Linked DNA regions of Homo sapiens: region 1 is linked to region 2. Evidence: chromatin loops called from intact Hi-C (ENCODE). Cell type or tissue: CD4-positive, alpha-beta T cell. All regions are shown on one strand. Links, peaks and the distances in the headings refer to the core of each region. The heading gives the core; the rest is flanking DNA.

Region 1 (8,000 bases), core at 1-8,000, 340 kb after region 2:
AGCCACCGCACCCGGCCAGAAATCTGTTTTTTATGTTACCTTTATATGACTTTGTTAAACTTGCTTATTCTAGGAGATTTCTTGTAGATTCCTCAAGATTTTCTACATAGACATTCATGTCATCTGCAAATAGAGTTGTATTTCTGCCTTTCCAATCTGTATGCCTTTTATTTCTTGTTCTTGCTTTATTGCACTGACTAGGCCTTTCAGTACTGTGTTGGATAGGGGTGGCGAGAGTGGACATCTGTACCTTTTTACTGACCTTAAAGGGAAATTATTTGATCTTTCATCATTTAAGTATGGTATTAGCTGTAGGTTTTTGAAGACAGGCTTTATCATGTTGAAAAAGTTCCCTTCTGTTCCTGGTTTGCTGAGAATTTTTATCATAAATCAGTTTGAATTTTGTCATGTTATTGCTGTATCTGTTAATCTGATCATGTGGTTTTTTTTTTCGTTAGACTATTAATATAGTAGATTACATTAGTTGATTTTTTAATATTGGACCAGCCTTGAATTCCCCATTTACATAAATCCAATTTGGGCCTGGTGCGTTATTCTTTTTGATTTTTTGCTGGAATCAATTTGCTGTTTTGTTAAAGATTTTTACATGTATGTTCATGAGGAATGTTATTCTGTAATTTTCTTTATTGTACTGTTTTTGTTTTTGAGATGGAGTCTCCCTCTGTCGCCCAGGCCAGAGTGTGGTGGCACAACCTCAGATCACTGCAACCTCTGCCTTTCAGGTTCAAGTGATTCGCCTGCCTCAGCCTCCCGAATAGCTGGGATTACAGGCGTGTACCACCACGCTTGGCTACTTTTTGTATTTTTAGTAGAGATGGGGTTCCACTATATTGGCCAGGCTGGTCTTGAACTCCTTACCTCAAGTGATCCGCCCATCTTGGTCTCCCAAAGTGCTGTGATTACCGGCTTGAGCCACCGTGCCCGGCCTTTTTTTATACTGTTTGGTTTTTGTATCAAGGTAATGTTGGTTTCATGAGTTAGAAAGTACTCCCTCCTCTTTTATTTTCTGGAAAACATTGTGTAGAACTGGTGTTATTTCTTCCTTAAATGCTTAGTAGAATTTACCAGTAAAACTATCTGAGACTGGAGATTTCCATTTTGGAAGATTTTAAACCACAAATTCAATTTCTTAAACAATTACAGGACTATTCAGGTTATCTTTCTTATCTTGGGTGAGTTTTAGCATTTTGTGATTTTCAAGGGAAACTTTTTCTTCTGCTTTTTGGGTTATTTGAACATTTTTTAGTCTTCCATTTTAATTTATTGTGATTTTGACTCTGCATCTTTGTATAGTTTAATTTTATTTTTTTAGAGATGACAGTGTACATCCTTAACTTTCCACAGTATACTTAGAATCAATATTTTACCACCTCAGCTGGAATGTAGGAGGAATCTTACCACCATTTTAGGTCACTTTATTCTTCTCCCTTTACATCCTACTTGTCTTTTATTACTTCTGCATACATTGAAAACCTCATTAAACAATGAGGTTTTTGCTCTTAGCCAAAAAATATATTTTAATAAACCCGCCTTGGCCTCCCAAAGTGCTGGGATTACAGGCGTGAGCCACCACGCCCAGCCTTTTTTTTTTTTTTAATAATCAGTTTTTCATCATCTGAGAATGTCTCTATTTTACTTTCATTCCTAAAGGATGTTTTGCTGGATATAGAAAATTAGTTATTTTCAGGCCAGGTGCAGTGGCTCACACCTGTAATTCCAGCACTTTGGGAGGCTGAGGCAGGCAGATCAGTTGAGCTCAGGAGTTCAAGACCAGCCTGGGCAACATGGCAAAACCCCGTCACTACAAAAAATACAAAAATTAGCCAGGTGTGTTGGCACATGCCTGTAGTCCCAGCTACTTGAGGGGCTAAGGCACGAGGATCGCTTGAGCCCAGGAGGATAAGGCTGCAGTGAGCCATGTTCATGCCACTGCACTCCAGCCTGGGCAACAAAGTAAGAACCTGTCTCAAAAAATAAATAAGAAAATTAGTTATTTTCTTTCAGTGCTTGAAAATGTTGTTCACTTCCTTTTCGCCTCCATGGTGTCTGATGAAAAATCTGCAGTCAGTTGAATCATTGTTCATCTATATAAACAGTGCCTATTTCTCTGGTTGCTCTCGATGTTTTTTTTTCTGTTGTTGGTCTTCAGCAGTTTGATTATATTGTGACTGGATATGTATTTCTTTGGCTTTATTCTATTTGGGGTTTACTGAGCTTCTTGAATATGTAGGTTTATGTGTTTCACCACACTTGGGTACTGATCAGCCATAATTTTGTCAAATATTTTCTCAGCACCATACCCTACCTCCTCTCTTTCTGGAACTTCAAGTACATGAATATATAATTTTTGTTATTATCTCTTAAGTCCTTGAAGTTTTGTTCAGTTTTTGTTTGTTTGTTTTTGAGACGGAGTCTCGCTTTGTCACCAGGCTGGAGTGCAGTGGCGCAATCTCGGCTTACTGCAACCTCTGCCTCCCAGGTTCAAGTGATTGTCCTGCTTCAGCCTCCCAAGTAGCTGGGACTACAGGCGTGCATCACCACACCCAGCTAATTTTTGTATTTTGTATTTTGTATTTTTAGTACAGACAAGGTTTCACCATGTTGGCCAGGATGGCCTCGATCTCTTGACCTCGTGATCTGCCCGCGTCGGCCTCCCAAAGTGCTGGGATTACAGGCGTGAGCCTCTGTGCCTGGCCAGTTCAGTTTTTTTTAAACTTTTTTTCTCTCTGTTGTTCAGATTGGATAATTTCTGTTACTGAATTTTATTTCTATGATTTTAAAATTTCAGTTACAGCCATGCGTTAACAATGAGGTTACATTCTGAGAAATGCATTGTTGGGTGATTTCATCACTGTGTAAACATCTTAGAGCACACTTATACAAACCTAGGTGGTATAGACTTCTACACACCTATACTACATGATATATAGCCTACCGATCCTGGGCTACAAGCCAGTACAGCATGCTACTGTACTGTAGTTGATTATAACACAATGGTAAGTATTTGTGTATCTAGACATATCTAAACATAGAAAAGGTACAGTAAAAAATATGATATAAAGATTTTTTAGCTTCAGGAAATAAACAATTGGAGATTTTCATTTAAAAAATTTTTTTAAATGGTACAATTTGTAAAGGGCTCTTAACGTTAATGGAGCTTGCAGGACTAGAAGTTGCTCTGGTTGTCACTAAGTGGTAAGTAAATGTGAAAACTTAGGACATTACATTACTGTAGACTTTATAAATGCTGTACATTTAGGCTACACTAAATTTATTTAAAAATTAAGTAATTGTGCTATGTCACAATGACTATGATGTCACTAGGTGATAGGAATTTTTCAGCTCTATTATAATCTTACAGGATCCTCACTGTATATGCAGTCCGTTGTTGATGGAAACATGGTTATACAGCACGTAACTGCATTTTTCAGTTCTAAAATTTTCATTTTATTCTTCATATCTGTTTCTTTGCTGAGACTTTCCATTTTTCTGTTTGTCTCAAGACCATTCAGAATTGCTTATTGGAACATTTGTATTATAGCTGCTTTAAATTCTTTGTCAGATGATTTTAACATTTGCATCATTTTAATGCTAGCTAGCATCTCATCTTTTCTCGTGTGAGTTGAAATCTTCCTGCTTTTTCTTTTTTTTTTTTTTTTTTTTTTTGAGACGGAGTCTCACTCTATCGCCCATGCTAGAGTGCAGTGGTGTGACCTCGGCTCACTGCAGCCTCTGCCTCCTGGGTTCAAGCAATTCTCCTGTCTCAGCCTCCCGAGTAGCTGGGACTGGCGCCACCACGCCCAGCTATTTTTGTGTGTTTGTGTATTTTTAGTAGAGATGGGGTTTTGCCATGTTGGCCAGGCTGCTCTCAAACGCCTGACTGCAGGTGATCCACCCACCTCGGCCTCCCAAAGTGCTGAGATTACAGGCGTGAGCCACCACGCCCAGCCCCTCTTCCTGCTTTTTCTTATGCTGAGTAATCTGGGGTTGCATCTGGACATTTTGGGTTTTTTTGTTTTCTTGTTTTTGTTTTTCGAGATGGAGTCTCACTCTGTCACCCAGGCTGGAGTGCAGTGGTGCAATCTCAGCTCACTGCAACCTCGGCCTCCCAGGTTCAAGAGATTCTCATGTCTCAGCCTCCCGAGTAGCTGGGATTACAGGTGTGCACCACCACACCTGGCTAATTATTTTGTATTTTTAGTAGAGACAGGGTTTCGCCATGTTGGCCAGGCTGGTCTCGAACTCCTGACCTCAGGTGATCCACCCACCTTGGCCTCCCAAAGTGTTGGGATTACAGGCATGAGCCGCCACAACTGGCTGCATCTGGACATTTTGAATAGTGTATTATTAAAATACACTATTTGAGACTGTGGATCTTATTTAAATCCTATGAAGGATGTTGATATTTTTTAGCAGACAGTTGACCTGGTTAGGTTCAAGCTGAAGTTCCAAACCACTGCCTGTGCATTGTGGTTTTAACATTAGTTCATTTTCCTTTGCGGTAGTATTCAGATCTGTCCTGTGTGTGCACGCCACCTAGTGGTCAATCTGTGACCTTGGTAGTGATCTGTGCTACTTAGGATCAAGGCCATACATGTGTAGTCCAGGAGTGAGCCCTGTAGTTCATAAAAATGTATTGGGTTGCTTTCCTGGGGCTCTCCCAGCTAGTTTTTCCCCCTGAGGCTTCTCTTTTCAGTTATTTGGCCAAAAGCTGAAGGTTTAGTTACCCCCACTCTGTCTTGCACTACCCTGACTATTCCTACACCCAGGGCCAGGTGACAGGAGGGTAATGCAAAAGCAACAGGGGTCTACTCCGCCCTCCTGAGACCAGAGCGCCCCTGCTCAGAAAAGGAGGCTCCTCTGGCCAGGCGCGGTGGCTCACGCCTGTAATCCCAGCACTTTGGGAGGCCGAGGTGGGCGGATCATGAGGTCAGATCAAGACCATCCTGGCTAACACAGTGAAACCCCATCTCTACTAAAAATACAAAAAAAAAAAAAAAAATAGCCACGCGTGGTGGCGGGCGCCTATAGTCCCAGCTCCTCGGGAGGCTGAGGCAGGAGAATGGTGTGAACCCGGGAGGTGGAGCTTGTAGTGAGCCGAGATCACGCCAATGCACTCCAGCCTGGGCGACAGAGCGAGACTCCGTCTCAAAAAAAAAAAAAAAAAAAAAAAGGAAAGAAGGCTCCCCTTTCTGAGAGCCTTAGCTCTTGCCTGCTGTCACTGCAGCCTCTCCCACCACTGCCAGTGGCTTGCTTGGGAGCCAGGACAAGGAAGAACAGGAATTAGGAGTTCCCCTTTCCACTCTTCAAACTGGTACTAGAGAGCTTCTGGAATTCACACACTCTCGCACTCACACTTCACCTCAGCCCTTAGTTCTTAGGTTTTAGTCAGCGCTGCATTCAGGCCAGAGCTTGCTAGAGGGGGGATAATGATAATTCTGGTCATCTTCAGTTTGCCTGCTACTTTTTACTTTTCCAGAGTCCTTGTATGCCACATGTATTATGTCCAGGTTTTGTATTGAATTCAGTGGGAAAGACACAGTAGATTGAGCTTATTATAACCAACTTACCTAGAATTGGAACTCTCAGTGAAGGATTTAAGCAGGGGAATAGCATGGTCTGAGTTGCATTTTATTTTATTTTATTTTTTTATCTTTAAGAGTTTTTGTTTTGTTTTTTTTTTTTTTTTTGAGATAGGGCCTCACTCTGTTGCCCAGGCTGGAGTGCAGTGGTGCAAACATGGCTCACTGCAGACTCAACCTCCAGGGCTCAAGCAGTCCTCCTGCCTCAGCCTCCTAAGTAGCTGGAACTACAGGTGCACACTACCATCCCCAGCTAATTTTTAAATTTTTTGTAGCAGTGGGGGCTCACTGTGTTGCCCAGGCTGGCCTCAAACTCCTAGGCTCCAGGGATCCTCCCACCTTAGCCTTCCAAAATGATGGGATTACAGGCATGAGCCACCACCTCTGGCCTACAGCACTTTTTAATAATATTTTAAAATAAAAATTGTGCTTAGTGTAGCAAATCACATAACATAGAAACGCATAAAGTAAAAAGTCAGTTCAGACTGGGCACAGTGGCTCATGCCTGTAATCCCAGCACTTTGGGAGGCCAAGGTGGGCAGATCACCTGAGGTCAGGAGTTCAAGACCAGCCTGGCCAACATGGTGAAACTTCATATCTACTAAAAATACAAAAAATTAGCTGGGCGTGGTGGTGCACACCCGTAATCCCAGCTACACTGGAGTCTGAGGCAGGAGAATCGCTTGAACTCAGGAGGCAGAGGTTGCAGTGAACCGAGATGGTGCCACTGCACTCTAGCCTGGGCGACAGAGTGAGACTTCATCACACACAAAAAAAGCCAATTCAACACTACTCCCACAAAATTCCCCAGAATAACTATCTTTTACTTGCTTGGTATGCATTTTCTACTTGTAAGCAACACAATATTTATTTTTTACAAAAAATGAGATTACATCATATTGATCTACATTTTTGTCCTCTCAGTACATATAGATAGACCCCCTTCTTTCTCTTTTTTTTTTGAGACAGAGTCTCGCTCTGTCGCCCAGGCTGGAGTGCAGTGGCGCAATCTCCACTCACTGCAAGCTCCACCTCCCGGGTTCACGCCATTCTCCTGCCTCAGCCTCCCAAGTAGCTGGGACTACAGGCACCCGCCACCACGTCCAGCTAATTTTTTTGTAGTTTTAGTAGAGACGGGGTTTCACCGTGTTAGCCAGGATGGTCTCGATCTCCTGACCTTGTGATCCGCCCACCTCAGCCTCCCAAAGTGCTGGGGTTACAGGCATGAGCCACCACACCTGGCCTGACCCCCTTCTTTCTAATGGCTGCAGAGTATTCCACTGTACAGATGTACTAAGCTTGAATAATGCTTTATTGATATACATTTAAATTTTTCTGTTTTGTTTTTGCCATTACAAAGTGTGATATAAATATTCCTTACTTTTTTTTCCTAATAGAAACCCTTTATCAAATTAATATCTTCTCCTATTTTAAGCTAAGAGCTTTTTTTTTTTTTTTTTTTTTTTTTGAGATGGAGTTTCATTCTTGTTGCCCAGGCTGGAGTGCAATGGCACAATCTCGGCTCACCGCAACCTCCGCCTCCCGGGTTCAAGCAATTCTCCTGCCTCAGCCTCCTGAGTAGCTGGGATTACAGGCATGCGCCACCACACCCAGCTAACTTTAAATTTTTAGTAGAAACAGGGTTTCTCCATGTTGGTCAGGCTGGTCTCGAACTCCTGACCTCAAGTGATCCGCCCGCCTCAGCCTCCCAAAGTGCTGGGATTATAGGCGTGAGCCACCGCACCCGTCCAAGAGCTTCGTTTTAAAAAAAATCAGGAATAGATTTTAATTTTACTATAAATTAAAGCATATTTGCAGGTGGGTGCAGTGGCCCATGCCTGTAATCCCAGCACTTTTGGAAGTCGAGGCAAATGCATCAGTTGAGGCCAGGAGTTTGAGACCAGCCTGATCAACATGGCAAAACTTCATCTCAACTAAAAATGCAAAAATTAGCCAGGTGTGGTGGTGCACGCCTGTAATCCCAGCTACTCGAGAGGCTGAGGCACGAGAATCTATTGAGCCCTGGAGGCAGAGGTTGCAGTGAGCTGAGATCGCACCACTGCACTCCAGCCTGGGTGACAGAGCAAGACTCCATCTCAAAAAAAAAAAAAAAAAAAGTATGTTGGAGACCGACTGGGGGTGAGGGGCTGGCAGCAGGAGACAGATAACAGCTCCTCAGAATGCAGAGTGATGAAGGCTGGAACTAAGGCCACAACTGGAGAGATGTTATGGAGATAGTCAGCTATACTTGGTGACTTATTTGATACAGGAGGGAGGACATATAGAGAAGACTCTGGCAAGCATCTTTGGTGCTGATCTCTAGAGCACTCATTAGGTGGCCTTGATCTTTGTAGCATATGAGGTCTTTGAAGTATCCCAGGGTGGGATTTCCTGGAA
Region 2 (16,756 bases), core at 5,392-13,391:
GAATGCTGCATCCAGGATCTCTGCTTAGTTGACCCATGTCAATACATTTAGCCTAATCCAACTTTATATTGCTTCTGCCTTGATCCCACTTAATGTCTACATAAATTGGGATAATGGGTGTTTTTTGTTGTTTTTTTTTTTTTGTGTTCTTTTTGAGATGGAGTCTCGCTTTGTCGCCCAGGCTGGAGTGCAGTGGCGCGATCTCGGCTCACTGCAAGCTCTGACTCGCAGGTTCATGCCACTCTCCTGCCTCAGCCTCCCAAGTAGCTGGAACTACAGGTGCCCGCCACCACGCTCGGCTAATTTTTTGTATTTTTTAGTAGAGACGGGGGTTTCACCATGTTAGCCAGGATGGTCTCGATCTCCTGACCTCGTGATCCACCCGCCTCGGCCTCCCAAAGTGCTGGGATTACAGGCGTGAGCCACCGCGCCTGGCCGGGATAATGTTATTAAAATAGGTTCTGGTGAGACTCAGCAGTGTCTTTCAAGTTAACTACCTCACAGGGGGGCATTGCATGTTCTTCAGGCAAAGGGAGGTACCCTCCTCAGCTGGGTGCTGAAGGGCTGCTTTGACCAGGGGGTGGAGAGGAGAGAACTCGGTAAATTTAGTTTGAGGTCCACTCTTTCACTGGGGGCTTGCCTGTGTTTCCCCATTTCAATCTTCAGGGTTCAATTTCTTCTCAATCAATGTTCTAATATTAGCAGATACCCTGGTCACTACGATTACCTTTAAAAAATATTGCTGCAGGCTGGGCGCCGTGGCTCACGCCTGTAACCCCAGCACTTTGGGAGGCCGAGGCGGGCGGATCACGAAGTCAGGAGATCAAGACCATCCTGGCAAACACGGTGAAACCCCGTCTCTACTAAAAATACAAAAAATTAGCTGGGCGTGGTGGCGGGTTCCTGTAGTCCCTGCCATACCTGCGCTAGGGTCTGTGTTCTCCAAAACTTTGAATAACAACCCTACGCCATGAATCAGTCAGAGGCCGAATACCATGAATTAGATCCCTGTAATTGTTCTTCATCCTCACTGCCACTAACTTAGTAGCACATTAATTCCCTTTTGGCCGGGGCTATCAAAGTAACTTCCTAAGCCGTTACTGTGCCTTGAATCTGTTCCCTGAGATCCCCCTTCGCATGGCTGTCAGATTTCGTTTACAAACCAGACATCAGATCAGGGCCCTACCACCCTCCTTTCCCCACTTCCTCCTGCCCCCGCGATTTCCTACAGATTTAGATCGTGGCTGTGCCTGCCTTGTTTATTTCCCAGTTTTTCTCATGCCTTCGGTAGCCCAGTCAACCCGAAATGCCATTATTGTGCCTTCATGCGTGCCTTTTTCTTGTAATGCTTTTCTTATCTCCATCTATAGAAAATATGTTGCTTTCTATATGTGAAGGTTTCTCTGATTGCATGCGCACTCTTCACCTCAGGATTAATTGATCCCTCTTTATAGCAATGACCATGGATAAGCCCCATAGGCTGCTAGCTCTATCCACTGTTGATGCCCAGTGAACACGACCGTTTTATATCAAGTTTCCTAATTCATATGGTCATTAACCAACCCTGTAAAGCTGAGATGTGCCAGATATAGGCCCCCAGAAAGTAGTATCTTATGCCATATGTTTTTCCTTCCTTGCCAGAAAAGGACAGCATACATGTATGCTTCAATGTAATTGTCTCCCTACTTCCAGTTATTTATTTATTCTTTTGAAAGTTTGAATACATTCTTGTTTCTTTCATAACCTAAAATATTTCCTTTCTTTCTCCTAGAATATATCAGAGTCTTGATTACATAGAGGATAATGCCACAGGTTTTCATGCCTACTATCTCCCTGCAGTAGCTAATGCCGAAATAAAAAACTCGGTGGCTTTGGGTCGTTTCATTCTTCCTCCTGCGTGCCTGCAAAAAGGTTAGCAAAGATCATTCAGCCAATCCCTGTCAGACAGCCAAATCCAGCTAATCTCTGTTAAACAGCCAAATTCAACTGTACTTATTTTACTCTCAGTCACATATTTTTGAATTTTGTATCTATTTAACATAAGTGGAAAAAGCATGGACTTTGGATCAGATTGCCTTGGGTGTATATCCTGACTTTGTTTATGTATTGTTTATTCATACATTCATTGAGCTCTTCCTGTGTGCCAGGTTTCAACCTGGGTAGGTGCTGGGGATTCAGTGGAGAATAAGACAGACGCAGATCTTAACTTCACAGGCTATGATCTGATGCTTACTACTTTTGTGATCTTGTAGCAAGTTACTTCTCTGAAGTTGTTTTGAGGATAAAATGAGATAATAGGCCGGGCGCGGTAGGGCGTGCCTGTAATCCCAGCACTTTGGGAAACTGAGGGGAGCGGATCTCTTGAGCCCAGGAATTCAAGACTAGCCTGGGCAACAGGGTAACATGGTGAGACCCTGTCTCTATTTATTTTAATAATTTCAAATTGTTTTTTAAAATAAGATAATGTATTAAGGTATCTGATGTGGTAAGCGTTTAATAAATGTATTCTTTGCTAGTTTTGAATCCCTTCATTATTTTTCTAATTTTTTCTTCTGATATTTAAAGATTGGTTATGATAATAAATCCATTGATTCGCATTTTTAAAATGCGAATTTTAAAATTCCTTGAGCCCAGGAATTTGAGGCTGCAGTGTACCATGATCTCGCCTGTGAATAGCCACTGCATTCCAGCCTGGGCAACAAGCTGAGACCCCCTTCTCTAAAAAAATTAATTGAATAATTAAGTGAGTAGAATTAATTTTAGGAATATATTTTATTTAACCTAATATATCTAAAATATTATCATGTCAATATATAATCTATAAAAACTGAGATACCCTACATTTTTTTGATACTAAGTCTTCAAAATCCTGTATTTATTTTATACTTACAGCACCTCTCAATTTGGATTAACCACACATTTCCAGTGCTCAGTACCTACATGTAGCTAGTGGCTGCCATACTGGACAGCAAAAGTCTAGGGTAATATTACCTTTTTTGTCCTTTTGGCTACTGTGAAAACTTTTGAGATCATTGAGTTTGGATGACGACATTGTTGTTTGACATACTGACCATTGTAGAATTCCTGTACTACCATGTTTACTAGACATATTGTTCATCCACCCCTTTTTTATATCTATATCTATATATCTGTATCTGTATCAATATCTGTAGCTATATAGACATTAGATATACATCTAATATATATCTAATGCATTATATAGATACATATGCATTATTATATATAGAGATATATATATGTAGATGTATATCTACATGTGTATACATATACATCTAATGTATATCTAATGATACAGATATAGATATTGATGTATATCTAATGTATATGTAGATACAAATATAGATATAAGAGTGGATGAACATATCTCAATTATATATATACATCTAATGTATATAGAGATACAGATATAGATATAGATATATTCTAGCAGGAAACGTCTACAACAATGATTAGCAAAGTGTATTAGAATCATCTGGAGAGTTTGTTAGAAATGCAAATTCCAGAGCTCCTCCTCAATGATCTGATTCAATAGGAATCTGCATTTTAACAAGTGTGTTATGTGATTTTGTTGCAAATAGAATAACACTGGCCTAGAAATTTCAGACTTTAAGCAAAATTCAGAAGATTCCAAAAAAAAAATATTGGATTTGTTTTTCTCACCACAGAAATAAGAAGAAAAATTGGTAGTTTTATTTGAGAACAAGACCAACATTTTCTGATAGAAAAGGTAAGAGTAAATTAAGGTACTTGATTAGAATCTACAGTTTCAACATTTTCTGAAAGCAAAGTTATCTTTAAAATGTTTACTTGTGACATGTTAGCACCAATGAGTCAGTTTAAGAGATTGATTTATTTATTTTGAGACGGAGTCTCACTCTGTCTCCTGGGCTGGAGTGTAGCAACGCGATCTCGGCTCACTGCAAACTTTGCCTTCTGGGTTCAAGCGATTCTCCTGCCTCAGCCTCCCAAGTAGCTGGGATTATGGGCATGTGCCACCACACCCGGCTAATTTTTTTATTTTTAGTAGAGATGGGGTTTCACCATGTTGGCCAGGCTGGTCTCGAACTCCGGGCCTTAAGTGATCCCCCCACCTTGACCAAAGTGCTGTAATCCCAAAGTGCTGGGATTACAGGCGTGAGCCACTGTGCCCGGCACAGATTAAGAAATTTAAAGGGCATGCTGTTATTGAATATTATTTTGTTTGACTTTGTTTTATAGTAGTACATTAGTAAAATTGAGGTTATTTTGTATAAATAAAATTATTCCTATAAGAAACTTGAAAATTTGCTTCTGTTAGTAATAGGAAGAGAATAACAGGTGCATAGTATTTACCAGTTCTTTACTGCCAGTGTAGATTCTGATTGGTTAATTTCTGTGACATGCTGTTTGTTCAATGTTTTGAATAACACCCCTCAATAAATGTGTACAAGAGTCTGTCTGAACCTATTCTGGTTCAGGGGCTGCCTGATTAACGAAAAAAAAGAAAAAAATAGTGTACAATACTGGAAAAATAGCTGTTTTGTAGCTTTTGCCATCCTGCCTCAGATTTACTTATGCTTTTAACTTACTTCAGAATCTTTAAGTAATAGCCAAATTTGGGAACAATTGAGCATTGAAACTAATAATGACAATAATGGATTATAATATGTTAGGTAAAAAGAATCCATGTGCTTGCTTCGGCAGCACACATACTAAAATTGGAACAATACAGAGATTAGCATGGCCCCTGTGCAAAGACGACAAGCAAATTCGTGAAGCATTCCATACGTGTATATGATACTCCAAAAGCAGACATAAAGAAAAAAGGAAGGACAGAAGGAAGAAAGGAAAGAAGGAAGAAAATAAGGAAGATAAGGGTGGGAGAAGGGAAATTTTCCTTTACAAAAATAGCAGCTAGTAAATATAGAAAGAAAGATAAAATAGAAAAATCACCATTTTAAAAACCCTCAATATAATAATTGATTTAGATAAGGTCATTAATGGATTCTAAACCTATGATCTCAAATTATCACCCACAGATTGATTATTAGTTACAAAGTTAAACAGCATATCTTTACAATGGAGCGATCTGGCAGGCACCATTTAACTAACTTAGCAAACAGCATCATCAATATTGGAGCAACCTTTCATTATGTTCAGTCAGATATGATATAATAAATACACAATATTATCTGTGTAGTATTCTTGTTCAAAACATTTAACCCGAATTTAATTATGAGTTAACATTCAGACAAATCCAGAATATGGACCATACCACAAGACAATTAACTGACTTGGACTCTAACATCAGTTAATGTCATAAAATACAAAAAAAGCAATAGGAGCATAGTAGATTAAGAGACATAAAAAAGAGGTATAAAAGACATTTGGAGAGCAATTGGGAAAATTTAACAATGAACTGTATAATGGGTGATACTGTATTACATTTTATTTTCTTAAGTGTGATAGTGGTGTTGTAAAGATAAAACAATGTATATTTTTAGAAAACACATGCCAGGTATTAGAGAGTGGAAATGTCATATCTGCAAATGTTTTCAAGTGGTTCCACAAAAATAAAAAGAGAGAGGAGGCACTCAAGGTGTCGGAAATGTTAACACTTTGTGAATCTAGGTGAAAGGTATATGGTATTTATTATACTATTCTTTTTTTTTTTTTTTTTTTTGAGACAGAGTCTTGTTCTGTCACCAGGATGGAGTGAAGTGGCAGGATCTCAGCTTACTGCGACCTCCACCTCCTGGGTTGAAGCGATTCTCCTGCCTCAGCCTCCCAAGTAGCTGGGATTACAGGCACCCGCCACCACACCCAGCTACTTTTTGTATTTTTAGTAGAGACGGGGTTTCACCATGTTGGCCAGGATGGTCTCAATCTCCTGACCTCGTGATCTGCCCACCTTGGCCTCCCAAAGTGCTGGGATTACAGGCGTGAGCCACTGTGCCTGGCCTATTGTACTATTCTTTAACTTTGTGGTAAGTTTGAAATTTTTCACAATAAAGAGTTAGGGAGAAAATCTTTCATTTTTATTTTTTCAAACTTGAAACCCACAGCCATATCATATAGAAAACCTTTACATTATGTCCAAAATCAGGCTATCAACTTATATATTTTATATTTCTGTCATTAATTTGTTTTTTCTTCCCAAGCCATCATCATCTGAAAATAATAGTTCTTTCAGTCTTTTTGCCTAGGAGGTAATAGTATGTTGTACTAAAGACTGAAATATCTAATCCTTGACTTTTCACAGTGTTTGCAGGAACGTGAGCAGTAATGCAATGGTTATTATTTGGTGGTAATTATTGACTCTAGCAGAACTTTAGAGTTTAAAGATCATTAATTTCATCATTTAGCTTTATACATGAGAAAACTAAGGTAAAGAAAATATAATGACCCATTTTAGTACACATTGGCAAAGTGGAGCCAAATTTTCTCAGCTCTAACCCAATCCAATGTTTTTTCTACTAAAAAATTACTAAAACGTGCTTGTATGGACGTTGACTCTAGAAGTTATATTATTACATGATAAAAGAGTTTGTCAATTCTTTCAAAATATTGGTTGATATGAGTATTAGCCAATTATAATAATGTAACCATAGAATATATACGTGGAAGGTATTCATTGAATGGCAATAACTAGGGTAAATCTGGGGAGCATTACAATTGTTTGGAGTGGATTTAAGTTTGTATTTAAATATAGAAACTTCTTAATGGTGGCTGGGCGCGGTGACTCTCGCCTATAATCCTGGCACTTTGGGAGGCTGAGGTGGGCCGATTGCCTGAGCTTGGGAGTTCAAAACCAGCCTGGGCAACATGGCAAAACCCCGTCTCTACTAAAAATACAAAAAATTAGCCAGATGTGGTGGCTGGCGCCTGTAGTCTCAACTAGTCGAGAGGCTGAGGCAGGAGAATTGCTTGAACTTGGGAGGCGGAGGTTGCAGTGAGCCGAGATTGTGCCACTGTACTCCAGCCTGGGTGACAGAGCAAGACTCTCTCTCAAAAAAATAAATAAATAAATAAAAATTTAAAAAAAGAAACTTCTTACTGGTATATAAAATAAATAGATTATGTGATAGGTACCAGTATCTAAGTTGCTTTCACAGAATATTTAGAAAAAGCTTAACATACATTTAGTCATTTTTTATCTTTACAGCTAAATACGTCAATGTCCTTTTGAAGGAGAAACATAATTTGTTCAGCTTACTTTATATTTTTGATTTGTAGCTCGCAGGAATCCTTAAGTCAAGGATTTTAAGAAAGTTTAAATTAGTAGCAAGTTTTTTTGTTTCCTTATTTTTGTGACTAAAAGGTAATATAACCACATTAGAGGAAATTTCAATAATTGAAAGGAGAATAAAATCAGTCAAAGTTTTACTTATCTGACATAACCACAGCTGGTATATTTAAAATTCTGGTCTTCTTTATGTGTCTCCAAAAATATATAGTATAATTACATGTTTGTGTGGACAAAATTTTGTAAATTTTCTCCACAAAGCTAGACTGAGTGGACTTAAATGTGTAAATATTTTTATGGCTTTTGATATATATATTTCCAGTTTATTTTTCCTTTTTAAAAACATTACTGATTGGATCACTGGTATGACGATTTTTTTAAATGTGATTTATTTTTCTATCCACAGCATGATGAAGTAACACCAAATGAAATAAAGACCCTTAGGGAAAACAGTGAACTAGCAACATAGCACAAAAAAGAATTATCCGAAAGGTATTGAATTCATAAACTTCATTGATATTCAATTCAATGTAGAAATCTGTGACCACTGATTTTGTGCTTATCTCATTTAATTTTCAGTTTTCCTATGAGATAGATAGCGTTATAAGTCATTCCCATTATACAAAAAAAGAGATCTATGATTAGAAAGATAAGCAATTTCCCCAAAGTCATATAAACTTTGTTAAGTAGGGGAGAAGCAGGATTTCAATGAGTCAGAGCCCATTATTTAAATGGTAGTCATTAAATACTATACCAGGTATTTACTATGTAGAATACTATACTATCTCATAGTATAGCACACTATACTGTCTCTGCAGAAAGGAGACAAGGATTTTATGTATGTTATGATAACAGTTAATACATTATTTAAAAATTATATGTATCTGTGTGTGAAAACCCAATCATCATGCTTATGAACTACAAAATAATCTTAAAATATATTTTTTACTTGGAAGGAAATACACTACATATTAGCAGTAATTTTATTAGGATGAAAAGTGATGAGTGATTTCCCCTCTTCTTTCCAAATTGCTTGTAATATATTACATTGGTTTAAGAAATTAAATTTAGCCTGGGCATTGTAGCACATGCTTGTAATCTCAGCACTTAGGGAGGCTGAAGCTGGATGACCGCTTGAGCCCAGGAATTTGAGACCAGTCTGGGCAGCATAGGGATACCCCATCTCTATAAAAAATTTAAAATACTAGCTGGGCATAGTGGCACATACCTGTAGTCCCAGCTATTTGGAGGCTGAGGTGGGAGGATCACTTGAGCCCAGGAGGTTGAGACCGCAGTGAGCCGTGATCACGCCACTGCACTCTAGCCTGGGTGACAGAACAATACTCTGTCTCAAAGAAAAACAAGAAATTAACTTAAAAAGACAAACAAACATGGCCTTGCCGTTATATTAGGACCAGTTTATGAGAGGCCTTTTCATTGCAGGTCCTAGTTATACATGATCTAGCCCTAGTTCCATATTTTCCAATTCAGTTGGTTTTCAAATATTCATAGGGAACATTGGTTCTTCAGAAGTCTGTTTTATCCCTCCAAACCTGTGGCCGGAGTCAACCTAAAAGTGGAGGCAGGGGAATCCCCACCACGGAGTGCCCCAAACTGTCCCAAGTTGGGGCCAGTTGGGATTCTAAAGAAAGAACCACTAGCTAGAGTAATCAGTCTAAAGCATCTATTGAGGGAACTTGCAGAGTATCACACCAATCCTTGCAATGGACAAGATATAAGGGGTGTTCTACCTAGGTATATCCACAGTGAGGGGGTCTGGGTATGGAGTTTATATGAGGGTTTAAGGAATCTGGCTCAGGGCTGAGGCCAATTTCATTCAGTGTTTTGAGCAGCAACCTAGATACCTTTATCAGTGCCTGGAAATGTTTAAGGTCCTGGTTTGAGTTCAAGCCTGATGGGAAAACCCTGCACTGGGCTGTCTCACAGAGCAGTCAAAGCCCTCTGTGATTTTTGGTCAGGACACAGAAAGCAAGCCAGGAGTGGAATCAGGGGAGGGGAGGATGGGACTGGGGTACCCTACAGTCTGGTATTTAGCTGCTGTAATATAAATGATCAAATAGTAGTTATCTTTCTTCAAAATAAAAAGTAATGATGTAATTTATATAATTTTTTCAAGTTTTTCTCCCATAAGGGCTAATTTCCTTAATATACAAAGAGGTATTAGAAATCTGGGAAAAATATGTCCAATCCAAAAACAACAGAAATGGACAAAGGATATGAATAAACCCTAGGTAGGTGTCTACTTAGAGCCTTTTCTCTGTGGAAACACCAGAGGGTGCAGTGTGAACACAGATAAAATATACCCTCAATTTACCTGCTGAAGCATTTGTTAGCATAGTACTAGGGACGTTGATTTTTTTTACATCATACAAACTTGATGTATGAAAAATCAGGCAGTACAGAATTAGTATAAAATCCTAATTTCTCCCAAATCCTCTCCCAGTGATAACCTTCGTTTTTTGTTTTTAATTGAGACAGAATCTTAGTCTGTTGCCCAGGCTGGAGTGCAGTGGCGTGATCTCGGCTCACTGCAACCTCTGCCTCCCGGGTTCAACCAATTCTCATGCCTCGGCCTCTCGAGCAGCTGGGACTATGCCACCCCACCACACCAGCTAATTGTTTGTATTTTTAGTAGAGATGGGGTTTGGCCGTGTTTTCCAGGCTGGTCTCAAATTCCTGGCCTCAAGTGATCTACCTGCTTCAGCCTCCCAAAGTGGCGGGATTACAGGCATAAACCACCTGTGGCTGGCCGAAAAATCTTATTTGATATTATGATGTGTACTGGCAGCATATGGCATTTCATTTTGTTTGTTTAACCTTTTTTTTTTTTTTTTTTGAGACAAAAGCTCACTCTGACCCCCAGGGCTGGGTGCAGTGACGTTATTTCAGTTCACTGCAGCCTCAACCTCCCAGGTTGAAGCGAGAGATCCTCCCTCCTCAGCCTCCCAAAATGCCACTAGGATTACAGGCATGAGCCACCACACCTGGCCTAGAATTTATTACTTTTATGACACCTCCATGAACATCTTTTTAAAAGTAAATCTTGCTCTACTTTTTTGATAGTTTTCTTCATGTAAATTCTCAGATGTGGAAATTATGGTATAAAGAGGCGTTTTTCTTCTTTCTTAAACACCTTATGTTTATTTATTTATTTACTTAATTTGTGTGTGTGTGTGTGTGTGTGTGTGTGTGTGAGAGAGAGAGAGAGAGAGAGACAGGATCTTGCTGTGTCACCCAAGCTGCAGTGAGGTAGCATGATCATATGCTCACTGCAACCTGGAACTCCCGGGCTCAAGCAATCCTCCCACCTCAGCCTGCTGAGTAGCTAGGACCGCAGATGTGGGCCACCACGCCTGGCTAATTAACAAAAAAAAAAAAAATTTTTTTTTTGATACAGGGTCTCGCTCTGTCACCCAGGCTGGAGTACAGTGGCACAATCTTGGCTCACCGTAACCTCTCAACTTCTACCTCCTGGGTTCAAACAATTTTTGTGCCTCAGCCTCCTGAGTAGCTGGGACTACAGGTGTGTACCACCACGCCTGGACAACTTTTTTTGGTATTTTTAATGGAAACATGTTTTTGCCATGTTGGCCAGGCTGGTCTCAAACTCCTGGCCTCAAGCAATCCACCCTCCTAGGCCTCCCAAAGTGCTAGGATTACAGGTGTGCCCCAATTCACCCAGCCTAATTAAATTATTTTTTGTCAAGATGGCATCTCACTATGTTGCTGAGGCTGGTCTTGAACTTCTGGGCCCAAGGTATTTATTAATTAGTATGGTAGCAGGCCAGGCATGGTGGCTCACACCTGTCATCCCAGCACTTTGGAAGGCTGAGGCATGAGGATAGCTTGGGGCCAGGAGTTCGAGACCAGTCGGAGCAATATAGAGAGACCCAGTCTATACAAAAGATTAAAAAAAAAATTAACTGGATGTAATGGTGTACTCCTGTAGTCCTAGCTACTTGGGAGGCTGGGGCAGGAGGATTGCTTAAGCCCAGGAGTTGAGGTTTGCAGTGAGCTATCTATGGTCATTCCACTGTGCTTCAACCAAGGTGAAAGAGTGAGGCCATGTATCAAAAAAAAAAAAAATTAGTAGCATATATCTGTTTCTTAGAATATGGAGCTGGAGGGTATTCTTTCATACTGGAAATAAACTACATAATATCATACAGTATGTTCAAATGCATATACTAAAGAACTCTACAAAATTTTAATCAAAATCTACGTTTAGTTTGTTAAGAATTTCTTGAGAGAACCACTGAGAGACAGTGTCCTTTTGATCAAATGATGAATCTCTTCAGAGTTAAGTCTTATAAAGGAAATTTTGACTATGTTGATCCAAGTAATGCAGTAGTGGCACATTTGTTAAAAGGCAAAATTTTACTTTTAATTTTCCTAAATGCTGTCTCACTTGAGTCAGGAGGGATTGGGAATACTCAAAATGATCTTCCAGAGAATTTCTGCCATAAGAGTGTGTGCCCTCATTAGGAATGGCTCTCTCATTATCTGTCCGTGATTGGAGGACTGCTTTCTCTGATAAAACCTTTATATCTCCTGGTAAAGGGGAAGATGTAGTATAAAAAAGAACTTTGCCATTTGGTCAGGGAAGGGGATGTCTTGTGTATGTTGCAGTAAAATTCATCATGTGCAGTTTTGTGCTGTCTTTCCAAGGGTCTTCAATGCATCTTACTGAGGTGCAGGCTTTCTTGATTGCAGTTGGGGTTTCCAGTTTTCTTAATAGTTCAGCTAGCACTTGAGTCACCAGATATAAATTAGACATTTATCTCTTCAGTTGCCAGTATACATTCTGTGTATTATCACTTGAAGTTCTTACTCTTCAGAGATCTCTGCTCTTCAAGATTGTCTTCCTCATACAGATAGGTTTGTTTGGTTTTTGAGTAGTTCTATTTTGAGATCGTTATATTCTTTCCTCATCAGCTCTTGTTCCAAACCTTGGATCTTCAGGTTACAGCTTAACATTTCCACCTCCCAGTTTGATGAAGGTGGATTGAAATTCCTCATCACCAGCTGAGTTTCCACCTCTGTCCTTAGCTAGAGTTCTACTTCTTTAGATTGCATCTGTTTATTCAATACTTTTAAAGATTCAGAGTTGTGTTTACTCATTTTATCCAATTTGCTCTTTAAATCATGTCTATCAATGCAAATCTTTCTTTCTTTTTTTTTTTTTTTTTTGAGACAGAGTCTCACCCTGTCACCCAGGCTGGAGTGCAGTGGGCAATCTCGGCTCACTACAAGCTCCGCCTTCCGGGTTCACGCCATCCTCCTGCCTCAGCCTCCCGAGTAGCTGGGACTACAGGCGCCTGCCACCATGCCGGCTAATTTTTTATGTTTTTAGTAGAGATGGGGTATCACTGTGTTAGCCAGGATGGTCTCGATCTCCTGATCTTGTGATCCGCCCGCCTCAGCCTCCTAAAGTGCTGGGATTACAGGTGTGAGCCACCGCGCCGGGCCACAAATCTTTCAATATGCATAATAGGCCTTATTTACTTGTTGCTATTCCACAAAACTTGTTTCTTCATCTAATTGAGCTCCTATAAGCTTTTCTTCCAAAAATCTAATTCTTTTCTTTATCATAAGATTTCTCTTTCTCTGAATCCTTAAGTCCTTTTTTGATGTCTTCATATGGGCAAATTGGGAAGCAACAGAAGCATCTCCTCAATATGTTGAAATTGGAGTTGCTGTGGTTTTCTCATAATTTAGCATACAGGTATCACCTTCTATCAGTGCATCCATGAGAGCCTGAAACCAGGCTACTTAGGGCCGCCATGGAGTTTCCATTCCTTAATGTTTAGAAACAGCCAAAAACAGATCGGGTTGCCAGGGATCACCACGGGTTCCGATTTCCTTGAAGATACCTCCACTTTGCGAGCGAAAGCAGCCACTCTGAGTTATTGAATTGAGAGTATTGGTCTTATATCTACCCATTTGGAATTCCTTAACATTCTAAGAATATTTTAATCGATCATCTTGGCTCTTCAGGGTGCCTAGTCATATCATTTGTTAATAAATGAAAGTATTCCGGCTGGGCGCGGTGGCTCACGCCTGTAATCCCAGCACTTTGGGAGGCCGAGGCGGGCAGATCACGAGGTCAGGAGATCGAGACTATCCTGGCTAACACGGTGAAACCCCGCCTCTACTAAAAATACAAAAAATTATCCGGGCGTGGTTGCGGACGCCTGTAGTCCCAGCTACTCGGGAGGCTGAGGCAGGAGAAGGCGTGACCCCAGGAGGCGGAGGTTGCAGTGAGCCAAGATCGCGCCACTGCACTCCAACCTGGGCGACAGAGCGAAACTTCGTCTCAAAAAAAAAAAAAGAAGAGCAATGATAAATATTAAAATCAGCCATAGATAAGGACATATGCCTACATTTGGACATGTAACAGTGCTGTTTTATGTATTATTGCTGGATAAAGAAACAGTCTGATTTTTCACAAAGACATAACAGTGTAACACAAAAACAAATTTTAAAAAACTTAAAAAATTAGTCAGAATTTTAAAAGTATAATTTCAACCTGTGGCAATACTCTGTTGTGAATTTTATTGGTAGAACTAAAGTAAAAATTTTTAATCTTTTTATTTTCTCAATTGAATAAATTTCCTTTTTCATATTTCTGCATTAAATAATAGCAATTTCTTGGAAGAAATCTTCATTTTTAGAGATAATGTATTTGTTTTTAATTTTGATGTGAAATAACAAGTACTTCTCTTTTTTATCATGCCCATCTGCTTGCACAGGAAGGAATAACTTCTTGTTGGAAAAAATCAGCTTGTGTTAATTAAACATTTAGTGACTAAGAGTTCTAATTTAGGCTGTGGTATCAATTTTTGTGACTAAAACTTGACTATCTCTTCCTCAGGATGGGTTAGGTTCAACTCATTGACTATTAAATTTCTGAAAATAGAATTAATTGTGGTCTTTAGTTATAGAAAGTACACGTTGGGGCAATAGCCTAGAACAGGGTTTCTTAGTTTTGGCACTACTGGCATTTTAGGCCAGATAATTCTTCGTTAGGGCGAGGGTAGGTGAGTGTCAGTCCTGTGCATTATAGAATATTTACCCTGGCCTGGCCGGGCGCAGTGGCTCACGCCTGTAATCCCAGCACTTTGGGAGGCCGAGGCGGGCAGATCACGAGGTCAGGAGATGGAGACCATCCTGGCTAACACAGTGAAACCCCGTCTCTACTAAAAATACAAAAAAAAATTAGCCGGGCGTGGTGGCAGGTGCCTGTAGTCCCAGCTACTTGGGAGGCTGAGGCAGGAGAATGGTGTGAACCCAGAAGGCGGAGCTTGCAGTGAGCGGAGATCGCGCCACTGCACTCCAGCCTGGGCAACAGAGCCAGACTCCATCTCAAAAAAAAAAAAAAAAAGAATATTTACCCTGGCCTCTGCCCACTAGATACCAATAGCATTACCCATCTCTCCCCCAGTTGTGACAACCAAAAATGTTCCTAGACATTGCCAGATATCCCCTAAAACATCAAAAGATTTTTTGTTTTGTTTTCAGCTTATGACTGGAATTAAATTCCCTCAGACTAATATCACTTATTATCACCCATGATAAGAAGTTCTGATTGACATTTACATATGTGATTAATAAGAGTAAGAAAGCAATTACTAATAATTATAAATACTTTGCTGGCAACAATTTTCAAATCAAAAGGTTCTGATAATTAAAAGTTTGGAAATCTATAATAGATGCTGTACTAGTTATTGATGTAAATCAAAGTGCTCTGAAACTTAGCAGCTTAAAACAATGAACATTTGTTTATTTATTTATTATAGAGATGAGGTCTCACTGTGTTGCCCAAGCTGGGCTCAAACTCCTGGGCTCAAGCAATCCTCCTGCCTTGGCCTCCCAAGGTGCTGGGATTCCAGGTACGAGCCACTGCACCTGACCCAGTGAACATTTATTATTTCAGTTTCTAAGGTCAGAAATCCAGGAGTATCCTAGCTGGGTACTTCTGTCTCATAGCCTTTTGTAAGGTTGCAGTCAAGTTGTCAGCTGGAGTGCAGTCATTCCAAGGCACAACTGGGACTGGAAAATCCACTTCAAACCTCATTCAAGTGGTTATTGGCAGATGTTGGGTCTTTGCTGGATTTTGGCCAAAGGCTTCAACTCTTCACCAAATGGGCCTCTCCATAAGGACCATCCACAGCATGGTAGGTAGTTTGCTTCCCTCAGAGTGAAAAATCCAAGAATAAGAAAGAGCATGCCCAAGAAGAAAAGCCATAGTCTTTTTTACATCCGACTCTCAGAAGTGACATTGCATCACTTCTGTCATATTGGTTATACAGATCAAACCAAGTACAAAATCGTAGTGGACTGTGAATATCAGGAGGTGGGGATCAGTTGGGGCCACTGGGTGGCTGGCTATCACAGATGCATGTGGGATTGTCCACCAGGAGTGCCTTTCTTAGGAATTCCCTTCTCCCTCCCAATTTATCTGGATAACACAGGAACAGACATTTTTTTAAACATGAGCTTGCTCCCCATGCTCAACATTTGCTTTGAGAGTGAATGCCTGATTTGAACTGGGCTAATTGCAGATCTTCTTCTGGATTTTTAGATGTGGAACATAGCAAATCAAGTCATTCTCATTTAGGTGATCAAAACTCTAAGATGTAAAACTTAGGAGCTGTCATTGGCCGTATTTTCTACCATGAAAAGAAAGCCAACTTGCCTCCAAAAAGGAAAATGAGGCTAATACATAGAGAAAAACTTGAGACCAAGGCTGCAGTGAGGTGTGATAGTGCCACTGCACTCCAGCATGGGCAACAAAATAAGACCCTGTCAAAACACACACACACACACACGAAAAAAAACCCTAAAAACTTCAGACTGGTGAGAGCGATCATAGCTGGTTCTAATTAACTCTGAGTCCCAGCAATATGCCTGCCTTCCTCACAGCTCGGATGATACGGCAATGTCCTTCCAGTAAACTCCCCTTTTGTTTAAGTTAGTTTAAATTAGGTTTCTGTCCATTTCATCCTAAAGTCCTTAACTATTCAAAAATGCTACAATAATTTATTTCTGATGCCATAAATGTCCTATCCTTCTTATACTTACAGGAATATTTTTTACTAATGTAGTAATTTTTAAATTCCTATCCTCACACATCTTCAGAGGTTTCACACAGTGTATATGTGCAATTAACTAAACACTAATAGTGATAGTTTTCTGCACTAGCTTATTTTACACAGATACATAGCCATTAGGCAAAGATTATGAACTCATAGAGTATAGTGCTTCAGGAGCTCCTAAAGTAAATGACCATGATTAAAATATCTTTAAAGATACTAGTCAATTTTATATGGTTGGATTCATAGTTAATTTATTAACTGTGAATTTATTTTTTATTAAAAATGATTAAACAATATGCATGGATATCCTGTTGATCTTGATGGTATGGTGTTCTAAATTCAGTCATCCTTGAGCTTTATCAGAATTTTTTCCACACAATATTTACTTTTA

Evidence for each region. Peaks named below come from ENCODE experiments on the same cell type or tissue, not always from the same donor. Only the 100,000 strongest peaks of a DNase experiment are listed, where the experiment ranks them.
Region 1: it touches region 2 in a loop (11-fold over the local background); 10 of 110 quality-filtered maps call a loop at or near these places.

What each region holds. Positions count from the first base shown.
Region 1 is chr15:44,575,214-44,583,213 of GRCh38, reverse strand. The region is part of intron 30 of SPG11 (SPG11 vesicle trafficking associated, spatacsin); the gene reads left to right. Among named protein-coding and RNA genes, the nearest start is that of EIF3J, 42 kb to the right of the region's middle. RefSeq lists a silencer at 637-808. In CD4-positive, alpha-beta T cell, for the core only: CTCF peaks have their summits at 4,349 and 4,553 (motif pointing left); a DNase peak (open chromatin) is centred at 4,533.
Region 2 is chr15:44,915,636-44,932,391 of GRCh38, reverse strand. It overlaps the pseudogene LOC100420928, the pseudogene LOC100129830 and the pseudogene RNU6-1108P. Among named protein-coding and RNA genes, the nearest start is that of TERB2, 33 kb to the left of the region's middle. In CD4-positive, alpha-beta T cell, for the core only: no CTCF peak of the experiment used is centred there; no DNase peak of the experiment used is centred there.